Linked DNA regions of Mus musculus: region 1 is linked to region 2. Evidence: chromatin contacts called from ENCODE POLR2A ChIA-PET data. All regions are on one chromosome and are shown on one strand. Each heading gives the region's core, a stretch centred on a gene start or an enhancer-like site at or near the end of the contact. The rest is flanking DNA. Distances are from core to core; before and after follow the strand shown. Region 1 holds the start of Ddx23 (DEAD box helicase 23). Region 2 holds the start of Ccnt1 (cyclin T1).

The links. ChIA-PET counts read pairs that join two places held with the same protein, here RNA polymerase II (POLR2A).
Region 1: POLR2A ChIA-PET joins it to region 2 with 11 read pairs in Patski. The contact joins the promoter of Ddx23 here to the promoter of Ccnt1 in region 2. POLR2A ChIA-PET finds 5 or more read pairs at or near these places in 2 of 5 experiments (Patski and embryonic stem cell).

Annotation. Positions count from the first base shown.
Region 1 is chr15:98,659,340-98,666,142 of GRCm38, forward strand. Ddx23 (DEAD box helicase 23) reads right to left here and starts at 3,550. Exons shown (of 17, transcript NM_001080981.1): 1 at 3,484-3,550.
Region 2 is chr15:98,563,225-98,570,808 of GRCm38, forward strand. Ccnt1 (cyclin T1) reads right to left here and starts at 4,512. Exons shown (of 9, transcript NM_009833.2): 1 at 4,252-4,512; 2 at 1,823-1,904. The coding sequence starts at 4,412. 9330020H09Rik (RIKEN cDNA 9330020H09 gene) reads left to right here and starts at 4,100. Exons shown (of 2, transcript NR_028442.1): 1 at 4,100-4,301; 2 at 4,415-7,584.

The DNA of each region.
Region 1 (6,803 bases), core at 2,300-4,799, 95 kb after region 2:
CACACACAGTACCTCTAGTTAAGCAATGGGAAAAATGTGAAGGGTGCATAAGACCTCCAAGCACATTCTTTTCTTTTCTTTTTTTTCTTTTGGTTTTTCGAGACAGGGTTTCTCTGTGTAGCCCTGGCTGTCCTGGAACTCACTTTGTAGACCAGGCTGGCCTTGAACTCAGAAATCCACCTGCCTCTGCCTCCCAAGTGCTGGGATTAAAGGCGTGTGCCACCACTGCCGGGCAAGCACATTCTTTTCAATGGCCTGGGAAAGGACAATTATTTCAACATAACAACACATCAAGCAAGGGAAAGTGTCTCAACTAGAAGTTCCAGAGGTGACTGACAGACAGGCTGACAAATCTCTCCTCAGGTCCCACAGCCTGGTGGTCTGTCTTCTTCAGGCAGACGGGGCTATCTACTGTCTACTGTTCTGAGAGGTCTGAGCAGGAGTCTGATCTATTCCCCTCCCCCCTGGGGGTACACTGCACAGCATACCACACTGCCAACTGTTCTTTTTTTTTTTTTAAAGATTTATTTATTATTATGCATAAGTACACTGTAGCTGTCTTCTGACACACCAGAAGAGAGCATCAGATCTCACTACAGGTGGTTGTGAGCCACATGTGGTTGCTGGGATTTGAACTCAGGACCTTCGGAAGAGCAGTCACTGCTCTTACCCGCTGAGCCATCTCACCAGCCCCCTGGCAACTGTTCTTGAACTACAAAAACTAGTAATTATTTTATTCGCAGGTGACTGGGCTAGAGTATTGGTGTCCTAAGCATTTTGAGGCAATCCTTCTATCCAGTGCCAGTGACTGCCATATTGCCTAAGAAGGGAAAATGTTGGGCTGGAGAGATGGCTCAGCGGATAAGAGCACTGACTGCTCTTCCAAAGGTCCTGAGTTCAAATCCCAGCAACCACATGGTGGCTCACAACCATCCGTAATGTGATCTGACTCCCTCTTCTGGTGTGTCTGAAGACAGCTACAGTGTACTTACATATAATAAATAAATAAATCTTTAAAAAAAAAAAAAGAAGGGAAAATGTTAAGAATGAAAAAACAAAATGAACAAATAGCGTTTTCTGAAGGCTAAGATGACCTAGTTTTATCTCACAATTAACTAAAAAAAGTGAGAGACTGGTCTAAGTCAGTCTATCATGCATTTCACAGTATGTCTCTCCTACAGCCCTAGGAAAACAGCCCATCCTTGGGTTGTTTGGTTGTTTTTTTTGTTTTTGGAACACCACCTTTCTATGGTGGCACTTGGCTGGCCTGGAACTCACTATGTAGACCAGGGTGGCCTCAAATTCACAGAGATCTGCCTTGATCTGCTTTTAATCCCAAGTGCTGAACACCGTCTAGTGCCAGGAGCTGTTCTGGGTCCTGGAGACGACACCGTAACTAACACAAACTCGCTGACTTCATGAAGCATGAGTCCAGTGTAACACTGTTTCAGCTACTCAGAGTGAGCTCCAAACAGGGAAGGAAACGGAGTAACATGATATGGAGAGATGAAGAAGAGGCTCTTGGGGAAGACGTCTTAGGTTGACATTTACACTGAGAGCTGACAGTGGAAGAAACAGCCATGGGATGATCAGGAAAGAGAGCTTACAGATGGAGCTGGCAAGCACTGAGGGAACAACCAGCTCTGCACGTCGCTCTCCAGAGACTGTGGCTAAGGGGTACAGACCCGCACTTGGGAGGCAGAGGCAGGCGAATTTCTGAGTTCGAGCCCAGCCTGGTCTACAGCGTGAGTTCCAGGACAGCCAGGGCTGCACAGAGAAACCCTGTCTCGACCCCCCCCCATCTTCCCCCCCCAAAAAAGACAAGGTCAGGGGCTTGGAGAGATTGGTCAGTGGTTAAGAGCACTGGCTGATCTACCAGAGGACCTGAGTTTGGTCCCCAGCATCCACATGATGGCTGGCAAGCAAGCACCTGCAATCCCAGGGGATCCTGACGCCTTGCTGTGACCTCCTCAAACACTAGGCACTCAAGTGGTGCACAGACATAAACACATGAAAAACACCCATACATACCACCACCACCCCAAAAAACACAAGAATGAGGAGAAGTCAAATCATGAAATTGTTAGAAACCAGGGCAAAGGTGCTTGGATTTCAACTTAAAACCAAGAGTAGGAACTAGAGATTTGGGGGGGAAGTGGAAGTTACTGGTGACTTTCACTACAGCTGTAGGGAAAAAAAGGAAAAGGAAAACAAAATAAAGACAGGGGGCTGGGGAGATGGCTCAGCGGTTAAGAGCACTGACTGCTGTTCCAGAGGTCCTGAGTTCAAATCCCAGCAACCACATGGTGGCTCACAATCATCTGTGATGGGATATGATGCTCTCTTCTGGTGTGTCTGAAGAGAGCTATAATGTACTCAATCCACTAAATAAGTAGATTTTAAATAAGAAAAAGAAAGAAAGAAAATAAAGAAGACACTAAGCTTGAATGGCGTTTGTCTGGGACAGAATGAGAACTGTCAATAGAAGCAAAATACACTGTTAGGGGCCCGTGCAAAGGCATGTGACTCTCAACGTCATCTCAACGAGAACATTTGGAGAACTTTAAGCAGAGTATAATACGACCAAAAATTACATTTGAAAAGAATTACTCTGGTGACTTACAAGGAAATATGTAGACTTGGTTTTTGTTTTTTTTTTTTAATTACAGAAAATGCTTAATAGTCTACAAGTGTAATCATAGCACTAGGAAGGTGAAGGCAGTACTGAGCGTCCAAAGACAAAATGGACTAGGCTGCATACTGAATTCAAGGCCAGCTTAAGCTCCAAAAGACCCGGGCTCCAAAAGACCCTGGCCGTGCTTCCCAGTTCTCTGTAGGGCAAAGGCCAATTGTTTTCATTTAATTGTTCATCAAGCGCTACTATATATGCAACATTCAGCTGTAGGCCCCGTGGAAACTACAAAATGAAATTCTGTCCACAGGAAGCAGCAGATGGCACAAGACACGCCAAGATAAGAACGTTCAGGCGAAGAATCCAAAGTTGCCGGTCCTTTCCATTCGTAAAGAGGATATGGAAGGGCCCACAGAGGAAGTGGCTCGTTTTAAAGTACGAGTAGAATTTGAAGATGTGCAACTGTGGGTTAGGGTTAGAACTAATCTCCGGCCGAAGCACTAGTTGGCAACCCCGAGCCGGAAGGCATGGGGTGGGTTCTGGGAGCACATTAGAGTTCCTGTCTGGCCGAAGTAAGGAAACAAGAATTAAGTCAGACTGACGTATAACAAGGGCGATGTCCACGGGCCAAAGTCTAGGCTCATAATACAGTCCTGGAAGTGGCCTGTGCCCTGGGCAGCCAACACTGCTCCCGGGGCCCGCGCCCCTTTCACTCTTGCCCGCCGGAGCTGCCCTGGCTCGTGCCCCTTCCCTGAGGCGTTCTTCCCCTTCCGGGCTGAGGCTACGGCTATCTTCCCGCTCCTCACCCACTCTCCAAACTCGTGGGAGCCGCCTCCACCGCCAAGACTCACCACCCCGCGCCTGAACCGCCTAACGCGGCCTCAACGTCGCCGAACAGTCGCCATCTTTCGCGTTTCCAGATCACGGAGGAGCACCCAGGCCGCGCGGCAAGCCGGGAAAGGGAGTTCCTGGGCCTGCACCACGCGAGCTGACGAATAGGCCCTGAAAACTACCAATCCCAGAATGCACGGCGCGAGGGCCGGCCAGGCCGTAAGGTCTTCTGGGTAATGTGGTTTGCCAAAGGTTCGGTGTTTGTAGGAGAAAGAATTTTCCAAGTGTTGTCTTTCTACTTACAAGGTTCTTCCGCAGCAGTCTTTCTGGAATCTTCTAGTAGGTATTGCAGTTGATTTCAGTCAAAGCTGGCAGCTTTCAGCGAGAAAGTTTATACGGTAACAAATAATTTGCTTTTTTTTTTTTTTTTAAAGATTTATTTATTCATTATATGTAAGTACACTGTAGCTGTCTTCAGACACACCAGGGAGTCAGATCTCATTACGGATGGTTGTGAGCCACCATGTGGTTGCTGGGATTTGAACTCTGGACCTTTGGAAGAGCAGTCGGGTGCTCTTACCCACTGAGCCATCTCGCCAGCCCCCCCCCTTTTTTTTTGAAAAGTGTTTTTTATAAAAATTGTGAGAGAGATTATTGCCTCCGTGGATGAATGGAAGATAATGAACTAAAGATTAGTTCACTGGAGTAGCTTAGTACTTCACAATGAAGGTAGTACAGTTTTCACAGTAGAACTACTCCAGTCACAGGAGTAACCTTGGGGCCCCGGCAGGATGAATGCCTGAACAACCCCAGGGTACCCACTGTCCCCCTACTCCCAATAAATAATAAACTAACATTTCAGAGGTTTCCCTGGAAGGACTTCCCCCTCAAGTATCTTACTATTTATTCAACATTCCTCATGGGACCTTGCTTCCTCGTTTCCCTGGTCTTCAGGAACTGCCCACTTGGGCTACTTGTTATTGTTGATGTCTTCCTTCAGGTTCTCCATACATCAGTCCACCGAATTTTTCTTCTAGTCGTAGACCCACTTCCTTTCTCTTGGGTTCAAACAGTACCGTCAGCACCCGCTGAAACAGAATACAACATTGTGCGAGGTAGGATGGTTGAGATTAACCAGGGTACCCACTGCCTCCTTTTACATTTTCCATCCTCGGGTTTGCTTTAATCCCACATAGTTGTTGGTCTTTCTACTTTAAATTTATTCTATTTTTATCTGCATTGGTGTTTTACCTACATGCATGTCTGTGTGAGGGTGTCAGATCCCCTGGAGCTGAAGTTATAGACAGTTGTGAACTGCCCTATGGATGCCGGGAATATGAACCTGGGTCCTCTGGAAGAAAAACCAGTGCTCTTATCCACGGAGTCATCTATCTCTCTAGCCCCAGGTCTGGTTTTTCACTCTGGGTATTTTTTCAGTTCTCAAACAGGGTCTCAGAATACACCCTAACTAAAAAACTCAGCTACGCTGACAGTGGCTCAATGTCCTATAAGGAGACTTTTGGAGAGCTCTTGTAGCCTCTGATATTGCAAATTCTAGTGCAGGGAGGACTTGGTCAGTCTGAATCTACTGGGTATAATGAACACTAGAGGGCTCTCCACTCTCAGAATTAAACCCTAACACCACCACCCCCCCTTTTAAAGAAAATAAAAAATAAAAAGGAAAGAAAGAATTTTTTTTTTTTTTTGTGGTTTTTCGAGACAGGGTTTCTCTGTATATCCCTGGCTGTACTAGAACTCACTTTGTAGACCAGGCTGGCCTCGAACTCAGAAATCTGCCTGCTTCTGCCTCCCTAGTGCTGGGATCAAAGGCGTGCGCCACCACGCCCGGCAGAAAGAAAATTTTAAAAAAAGAAGAAAAAAATTCACACACAAACCAAAAACTTGACTGACCAAGGATTGGTTGGAACTTTTAAAACCTTCCGTTATTGTTTGACAGTCTTCCAAGTGTCTGGCTCCAGGCTTGACACTTAGGCTAAGGCTTCTTGTGTTAGTCATCATAAAACTATGAACTGCGCATGACCTTAGTGATAAGGAAAGTATAGCTCACTACATCTCCATTCCAAGTCCACAAAGTTGAAGAACAGAAGGGGATCTGAAGCCCAGGGGTTCACTTGATCTCTGAGACCTTACCTTTCCTTATTTCAAAATACTATTCTGTATACACATACACAATTATTGATTATTTAGATTTATTTATTTTGGTTGTATGTGTATGATTTGTTGTTTTTTTTCCTTTTTTTTTTTTGTCTGTATGTATATATGTGAACCATATGGAGTTTCGGACATAAGGAAGCCAGAAGAGGGTGTCAGGTCCCCTGTAACTGGAGTCACAGAGAGTTGTGTGCTGCCATGTGGGTGCTGGGAATCAAACCCAGACCCTCTGGAAGAGCAGCCAGTGCTCATAACTACGGAGCCATCTCTCCAAGTCCTAAATGAACACTTTTTTAAAAGAGTAAATTGAGGGGCCGGGGAGATGGCTCAGCAGTTATGAGCACTGACTGCTCTTCTGAAGGTCCTGAGTTCAAGTCCCAGCATCCACATGGTGGCTCACAACCATCTGTAATGAGATCTGACGCCCTCTTCTGGTGTGTCTGAAGACAGCTACAGTGTACTTACACTTAATAAATAAATAAATCTTTTTTTTTTTTTAAAGAGTAAATTGAGACTCAGAAAGTTGAAAAGGCTTGTCTGAGTTCACAGTGGCCCTCTCCTAGTGCTTTGTCTGAGTTCACAGTGGCCCTCTCCTAGTGCTTTGTCTGAGTTCACAGTGGCCCTCTCCTAGTGCTTTGTCTGAGTTCACAGTGGCCCTCTCCTAGTGCTTTGTCTGAGTTCACAGTGGCCCTCTCCTAGTGCTTTGTCTGAGTTCACAGTGGCACTCTCCTAGTACTTTGTACTTCTCAGGACACAGCTAAGAAAGATACCAATCTGCAAGATTGATTTTGCTTTTCTAGCTCTCTTACAAATTATTCTTGTGACTATTGTTGCTGTGTTTGTGTTGGGTGTTATGTGTATTGTGCGTTCATGTGTATAGGCACAGGCTTGCCACACACATGGAGATCACATGATAACCCACAGTCTCAGTCCTTGGCTGTCTGTCATCTTGTTTCCACCTTCCATCACACTGTGAAGGTGCTGCGATTATGGACATGTAGCAAGGCAGCTTTATGTGGGTTCAGGGATTTGAACTCAGAAACTCATGTGTGCAAGGCAAGCACTTTAACCACTGAGCCACTCTCTAGCCCTCAAGATTATATTTAGTAAGGATCAAGGCCAGTTTCCTATTTAGCAACATGGCTAAAAATAAAGGGTTCGTGTAATA
Region 2 (7,584 bases), core at 3,262-5,761:
GAAACAACACAAAGAAAATGTTCCAGAAAATTGTACAATAGGGATATAGTGAGGCATAATCACACTAGTTCATATACAGAAGCAGGCCTGGGATACTGCATGTCAAATATTGATCAATGATTACCTCTACACGCACAGGGGAGCTTTCAATACACACATTTCTCTATTGTTACTTTTTACTATGCAAATTCATTATATTTGTAATAAATAAATCAAAAGTCATACGGCGGCTAGCAGGATGGCTCAGCTATCTGATGTGCAACTGCCCAAATTTCACAACCTGACCCTATGGAGGAAGAAGAGAACCAAAACATGTCCTCTGACTTACATATGTGCACCACAGCATGTGTGAACTGCACTCACACACATCATGTACACTATATATGTGCACACACACACATCTGCAAGAGCAGGCTTCACAGGCCTAACATCAAGGTCACCAGGTTTTAAGCCCTCTTAAATCTAATTTTAATTGATCACAGCTAAATTCAACCTATTAATGTTCTGTAAAGAGGGTGTGCCAATTCCAGAATATACTAAAAAAACAATACTCTAAAGAAGATCAACTACTTGGGACACCAGTTATGGCAGTGTTTGCCTTTAATCTCAGTGCTCAGAAGACAGAGTCAGGTGAATCTCTGAGTTCCAGGCCAGCCAGGGCTGCATAGTGAGGTTGTTTCAGAACAAGAGACAAATAAAAACAAAGGATATGATATTCAAAAGAATGTCTCTGTAAAGAAATAATTATCAGGTCATTAATCCAACCAGTTTACTGCAGGTACTTTGGAAATAATCAGAAGTCTGTCTTGACCAAGATTAACACAAAAGCAATAAGAAAGTAGGTCATTAAATAGGGAAATATATGCTAACACTTAAATGCACACTGAACAACCTGATTTAAGACTTCAAGTCTTTATTACAATAAAAAAAAGTACTTGTCAGGCATGTGCCTCCAGTTCATAATGCCAGTGTTTGGAAATTCAAGCCAGCCAGAACTATATAGTTCAAGTGCAGCCATTAGTACATAGTTAAGAAGAAAAGGAGGAGGAGGAAGAGGAAAAAGGATTAAAAAAAGGAGAGCTGAATGTAGAAAACCCTCAAAATTTCTAAGACAACTAGGAAACTCCTCTTTAATTTCATTCTTCATTAATTACTTCTGTTTCAGTGCTATCAAATAGCCTCAATAAAGGCTAATTGGAACTATGGGAGCTAAGGGCAAAAAAAAAAAAAAAAAAAAAAAAGTCAAAATGACTAATCTAATCACCCAAAATTCGGAGACTTTACTACAGATCAAGAGTTCCCTGTCACTCCTGAACCTGCCTGCCAATTTCCTACATTATAGGAATTATATCTAGCTTCACAGTTTCTCTTCAGTTTGTTAGCATCAAAACAAGACAACTCAAAATGTATTATCTGGGCTGGAGATGGCTCAGTAGTTTTGTTCCCAGTGCCCACTTAGGTGGCTCACAGCACCTAGGTAACTCCAGCTCCAAGGAATTCAATGTCCTCACCTAGCCTCTGAGGGCACTCACACACTCTTACCATTCCCTAACCCAAACACAGGCAAAAATAAAGCCAAGTCCTTTTTTATCCTAAATTTGAAACATGTTTTCTTAAAGACTTTTAAAAATGTTGCAAAACCTAACTTACATTTGTCTTCTTACTCGGAAAGCTATATTTAAATCATGGTTTCTTTTCTAACTTTAAAATAACGAGCCCTAAATTCTAAAATTAAAATCATAGTTCAATAACAACGACCAATCATAAAGTAGGCAGCTACACTCAAACCCAAAGGGATTTCACCATAGAAAATTATACTTACATATCGATGAAACTGTGTAAAAGACTGAATCATGTAGAATCGGTGCATGTATACTATAGCAGTATTGATCGTCAGTTGTGAGCTGAAGTGCTCGAGTTAAGGTTCAGAAGCAGACAATATAATCTCCCCCCAAAGTAACAAATGGCCAAGCTAAACAGATGATCCCACAGGGGAGTAAAACTTAACTCTTCCAACCCAACAGCAGATTCGTTTCCTTCTCTAATGAAATTAACTGCCAATTGACAACATGTGCTCTACCTAACGGGTACTTAATATGAACTTACTGACTGAATAAACAAAACAAGTAGCAAGTTGTAAATCAGTACAAACAAAGCTGCATACGACCTCAGGCTTCCTGTCCTGTCACTTGCCTTCTGCAAAGACGATCCTTTAGCTCAGGACAACTTCATCACATTTACTTTTGGCCATAGCATGAGTATGGTGGTCAGAGGGCAACTTGCAGGAGTCGGTTATCTTCCCACCCGAGTCCCAGGGATGGAATTCAGGCTACCAGGCTTGACGAGAAGTGCCTTTACCCGCTGGGCCATTCTGTCAGGCCAAGAATAACTTTAAAATTTTAAAGTGTATCAGCATTTGCCTGATTCTATGTATGTGCACCAAGGGCATGTCTGGTGCCCACAGAGGTCAGAAGAGGGCATGAGATTACCCTACAACTGCAGCTATAGACGACTGTGGGCTGCCATATAGGCCCTGCCTAAACAGTAAGTGCTTGTAACTGCTGAGCCATCTCTCTAGCCCCACAAAAAATAACTTTTTAAGGATATTTACCAGGCCTTCCCTTACTAGGCTCTTGGAACTTTTCTCTCTCTCACCTTCTTAAACTTCAATAATTAAGTTTTCCAGTTCTACTTTCTTTTGGGGGGGGGCGTGGGGGAGGTGAGGAGGTGGGTGGGCAGTGTTCAAGGCAGGGTTTTTCTATGAATCCTTGACTGTCCTAAAACGTGCTGTGTAGACCAGGCTGGCATCAGAAGTAGAGATCTGCTCACCTCCCCATCCTGAGCAATGGGATTCAAGGTACGCACCACCACACCCTGCTTAGTTCTGATTCCTTCAGGAAATATTACATGACCTCTGAAGTATAAAACCTTTGAAACCATTTGATAGTCATCCACTGAAAATAAACCCCTGCCTTCCTTTGTACGGGTACCATTCCAACCTCCCCAAAACGTAAGAGTACTTATTCCCACAGACCTCAGCAACAGTCTGCATAGAAGTGACAATATGATGGCGGCAAGCTTAAACACACATTTAAAAGGTGCCGTAAACACAGACAGAAACTCAGAGAGGTTTGATCGTGCACTGACCAAATGCTTGGGAAACTGGATTTCAATAGGAGACAACTGGCAATAAAGAGAACACCTATACAACATACAACCTTCAGACTTAAAAACACTAGAGACCTAAACTCTGCACTTTTTTTTCTTTCTTGGAGACAGGGTCTTACATGGAAATTCTGGCCTGCTTCTACTTCTCCAAAGCTCAGATCAAAGGCACAGGACACCAGGCCTAGCCCTCAGCATCACTCTTAAATAAATGCTACATAAGTGGAAGTAAAATAAAAAAAAGAAAAAGAAAAAAAATATATATATATATGGACAACGGAAAGAACTTTAAAACTATTAGTTTTGCCACAAGACTGTATTTTCATAAGAAAAACTGGGAGGGGGGAAATCACTAAACTACATTACCTCTAAATTTTGAAACCTAATGAATAAACTATCACTAGTGCCCAAAGAAGCAAGGACTTAATATTCTGAAAACTACTTTAAGCATACCAACTTGTATATCCCCTCCCCCCAAACCTAAGTTGACATCTTTTTTTCCTCTTAAATTCCATGAAACAGCTACTAGAACGTTTGAATATCAAGCGTGGTGGCAGACATTGGGACATTTTGTTTTAAACGAGAATCTGACAGGTTAGCCAGCTAGTGAGAGAAACGGGCTTGGAACCAAAACTGGGGCAGCAATTCCAGACCACCTTCATAAGTCCTTTGCGTACAGAATTTCCCGAAACCCTTTTTATACACTTTGGGGAGGCAGAGTCGATAGCGAAACGTCCTAAACGGAGCCTTAGGTCACAGCAGAAAGAAGACTCTCAAAAGCCACTAAAACAGGGCAGAATCCAGAGGACGGGGGCTGGGAAGGAGCAGCGAAAACACAAAGACAGGAGAGGTACGAGTCGGCAGCCCGGCCGGTGGCACCGGTGAGCGAGCGGGAAATTGACTCCGCCTCACTTCCCTCGCGCGAACAGTGGCTCGGCCAGCGAGCGCCATTGTGGGTTCTCCCAACTTAGACGCCCAGCTCCTGCCACCACCCCACCCGCTTCTGTCCCCACCAGCGTCGCCGGCCCGGACGTCGAAGCATGGCCGGACGCACTCCGAGGCCGATGGCCTAGGCCGAAAGGATACACGTTCAGACGTTGTCCCATGTCCTGGAGGAGATTGGCCGCCTGCTGGCGGTAAGAGAGTTCTTTATCGGAGTCCACGCCAAAGCGACGCGACGGGCTGTTCTCCAGCTGCTCGCGAGTAAAATACCACCGCTTGTTGTTGTTCTTCCTCTCTCCCTCCATAGTGCTTCAACCAAGAGGCAGCGGCGGGGGCTGCGAGCACTTCCCAGCGTCACCGGAGCGGCGACACACATCCGCCGTGCCGAGACTACTGCGACGTGACGAACTTCCTCCAAGGGGCGACCACCGAGGTTGTGACACACTTCCGCCCAGAAAGCCGAAGATTCCAGCGCCGACTTCCGGAATGACCCCTCCGACACCCCGTAGACGAATCCACAGCCAGTCCGCGGCTAAGAACGGACCGGCGGCCGGGACGCAGGATCCGGTCGTGTGACCGCCAGGTGGGCGGGACTATCTGACGTCGTTCTTTAAAGGTCTCGTCTTTCCGCGCGAGAACTGCGGTAAGGGGGCCTCACCGGCGGGCCTCTAGTTAACGCTCGCTGCGCTTGGCTGGGTAGTTTCCGAGGACGTGCGTGATGGAGGCCCCTTTGTAACACCGGGCTTACGGAAAAAGTGGCAGGGGAAATAGGCGAGACTCTCAGAAAACCGAGAAAGGACGAGACAGTGAGTGGCCCTGCCCCGTGCAGAAACGCGAAAGCCACTAAAAGGTTCCTGGGTTCTTAGCTCCGGCATGGAGAACTCCGGCGCGTTTGGAAACCGCTCTCCTATTTTGTAGCAGCCTTTCCTCCCGTTTCACTGCGGCCAATCATCTGGAAGGAATAAAATCAACGCCACTGAGCTTCGTTTGAGTGTTTGGGGGGGGGGGGTAAAGGGGCCTTTTTTTAAAGATTTATTTATCTTCATTTATGTATATGAGTACTCTGTAGTGGTCTTTAGACAACAGAATTGGGCATCGGATCCCATTACAGATGGTTGTGAGACACCATGTGGTTGCTGAGAATTGAACTCAGGACCTCTGGAAGAGTAGTCAGTGCCCCTACCCGCTGAGCCATCTCTCCAGCCCCGGGTAAAGGGGTCTTTTTCTCTCTTTCCTTTCTTATTTTTGTCATCCCTGGAGCTCAGAGGGGCGTCGGGTTTTGCCCGAGTGCTGGGATTAAAGGCTTGCACCACCACCCCGCCACGCTCAAGGACACCACCGATCGTTTATCGTTTAGGTCTGGAGGCCTTTTTTCTTTTGCATTCTTTTCTCTTTGTCAGTGAAGGCGATAAGCTTGCAGGCTCAGATTCCAAACATCCAGTCAGGGAGGGCCCAAGGTTATGCAAGCTCCCCTGCGCGTCAGGTCAGTAGTTCTAGGAAACCCACCCCGTAGGGAAAGGTTATCAAGCGAAGGAGATCAGGAGATAATTTGTGTCCTGCATTGGGGAGGATTATCAGAAGAAGGAGATCAAGAGATAATTTGTGCTCTGGCCTCACTCCCAGGTCCACTTTGTGAGGTTGTAAAAAGCAAGCTGGGGCCGATGTCCGCCTCAGCCTCCTGGCTGCACCAGGGTGTCTCTGTCCCCGGGCCTCGGTCGCTGCCTTGAACTCGGTATTGATGTTCACACAATCCCAAACTCTAGATCTTTTGTTTACCAAGAGCCCACTGTATCCACCCACTAGCAAGGGGATTGGCAATCAATCTTGAAGATTTGGGGTCTATTTTTTTCGCCAGAAGTCCTCTGGGAAATGTGTCTGCATAAATGAGGGTCCCCTCGAGGTGGCTTAGCAGGTAGGAGAGGCTGCTGTCAACTCTGGTGTGAATTCAATCCCCGAGAACCCCCCCCCCCCATCATAGATCGAGGAGAACTGACTCTAGCCAGTTATCCCCTGACGACCTCAAGTGCCCCAAGGCTAAATAGTTTAGAAGCCCAAAAGTATCCTAGGATCTGCTCATGGATGAATCAAAACTGCCTCTACCATGTGGAAAGTTACCACCAGCACCATGTGGAAATTTTCTAAGTTCAAGGCCTCTGTTAAGTCGCAGCCCCGCTCCAGCTTTCCAACCTGAGCGGGATATTTACCTGGGATACATAACAAGAGCCAGGACTACATAGAGAGATCCTGTCTCCAAAAAAAATAAATTATATATATAAAAAAAGAAGTTCCCATGTTTTATGTATGTCACTGTCTCTTTTTTCAGTTTTTTCCTCTCATATACACCCCAACTGCAGTTTCTCCTCCCAGTCTTCCCCAGCCTCCCCTCTCCAAGATTCCTTCTTCAGGGAGTTTTTTTAATTTAAAAACTTGAGTGTATATACATGTGCTGTGCATACACAACATAGCTTTCACATGCCTCAGTGTAAGGCTAGACATCAGAGGATAATTCTAGAGCGTCCTTTCTACCACAGGACCATGTTTACCAAAGATTAAACATGGGTCATCAGGCTCAACTCAGACACCTTTACTCAACCGAGCCATCTCACACACCCTCAAAGCCTTTTGAGATAGGATTTTCACTGTAACAGCCCTAGCTGTCCTGCAGGCAGGCAGATCTCTGAGTTTGAGGACCAGCCTGGTCTACTTCATGAGTTCCAAGACACGGTAAAACCCTGTCTCAAAAGGGGAGGGCTTGGGAGGATGCTGATAGATAGGGAATGCCACCTGGCTACCGTACACAGCAGCTCACTACAGCTGTGCTTACCTGCACCAGTCAGGCCAGTGAAGAGTCCAGCAAGGACAGGACAGGGGTGATGGCTGCTGAGGGGAAAGTGACCACTGGCCAGTTGCCCATGACCCCACACCCATGTGCAGCTAGGCAGCACTAACTAGAGTCACTGAATAGGGAAAGGAGGCCATGCAGTTAGGAAGGACAAAATGGAGGGCATCTGGGGGAGATGGAAGAGGTGGGGGTGGATGCAGATGATCAAAATACATTGCACAAAGTTCTCAAAGGATGACAGCAGTTTTTTTAAAAGGTAATGAGCAAAAAAAGAAAAAACAAAAAATAAAAGGTAATGAGCCTGCAGGCCATCAGTGTTAGCTCACACTTTTAATCCAGGACTTGGGAGGCAGAGGCAGGTGGATCTCTTAGTTAAAGGCCAGTCTGGTCTACAGAGTGAATTCTTGGACAACCAGAGAAACCCTGTCTCCAAAAAAAAGAGAGAGAGAGAGAGAGAGAGAGAAAGTGTGTGTGTGTGTGCACTGCAATTTGAATGTAACGTAAATTAATTAAACAACTCGATAAGCCCGGCTGTGCTGGCACACACCTTTAGTCTCAGCACTCAGGAGGCAGAGAGATTGGTGGGTCTCTGTGAGTTTGAGACCATCCTAGTCTATATAACAAGTTTCAAGATA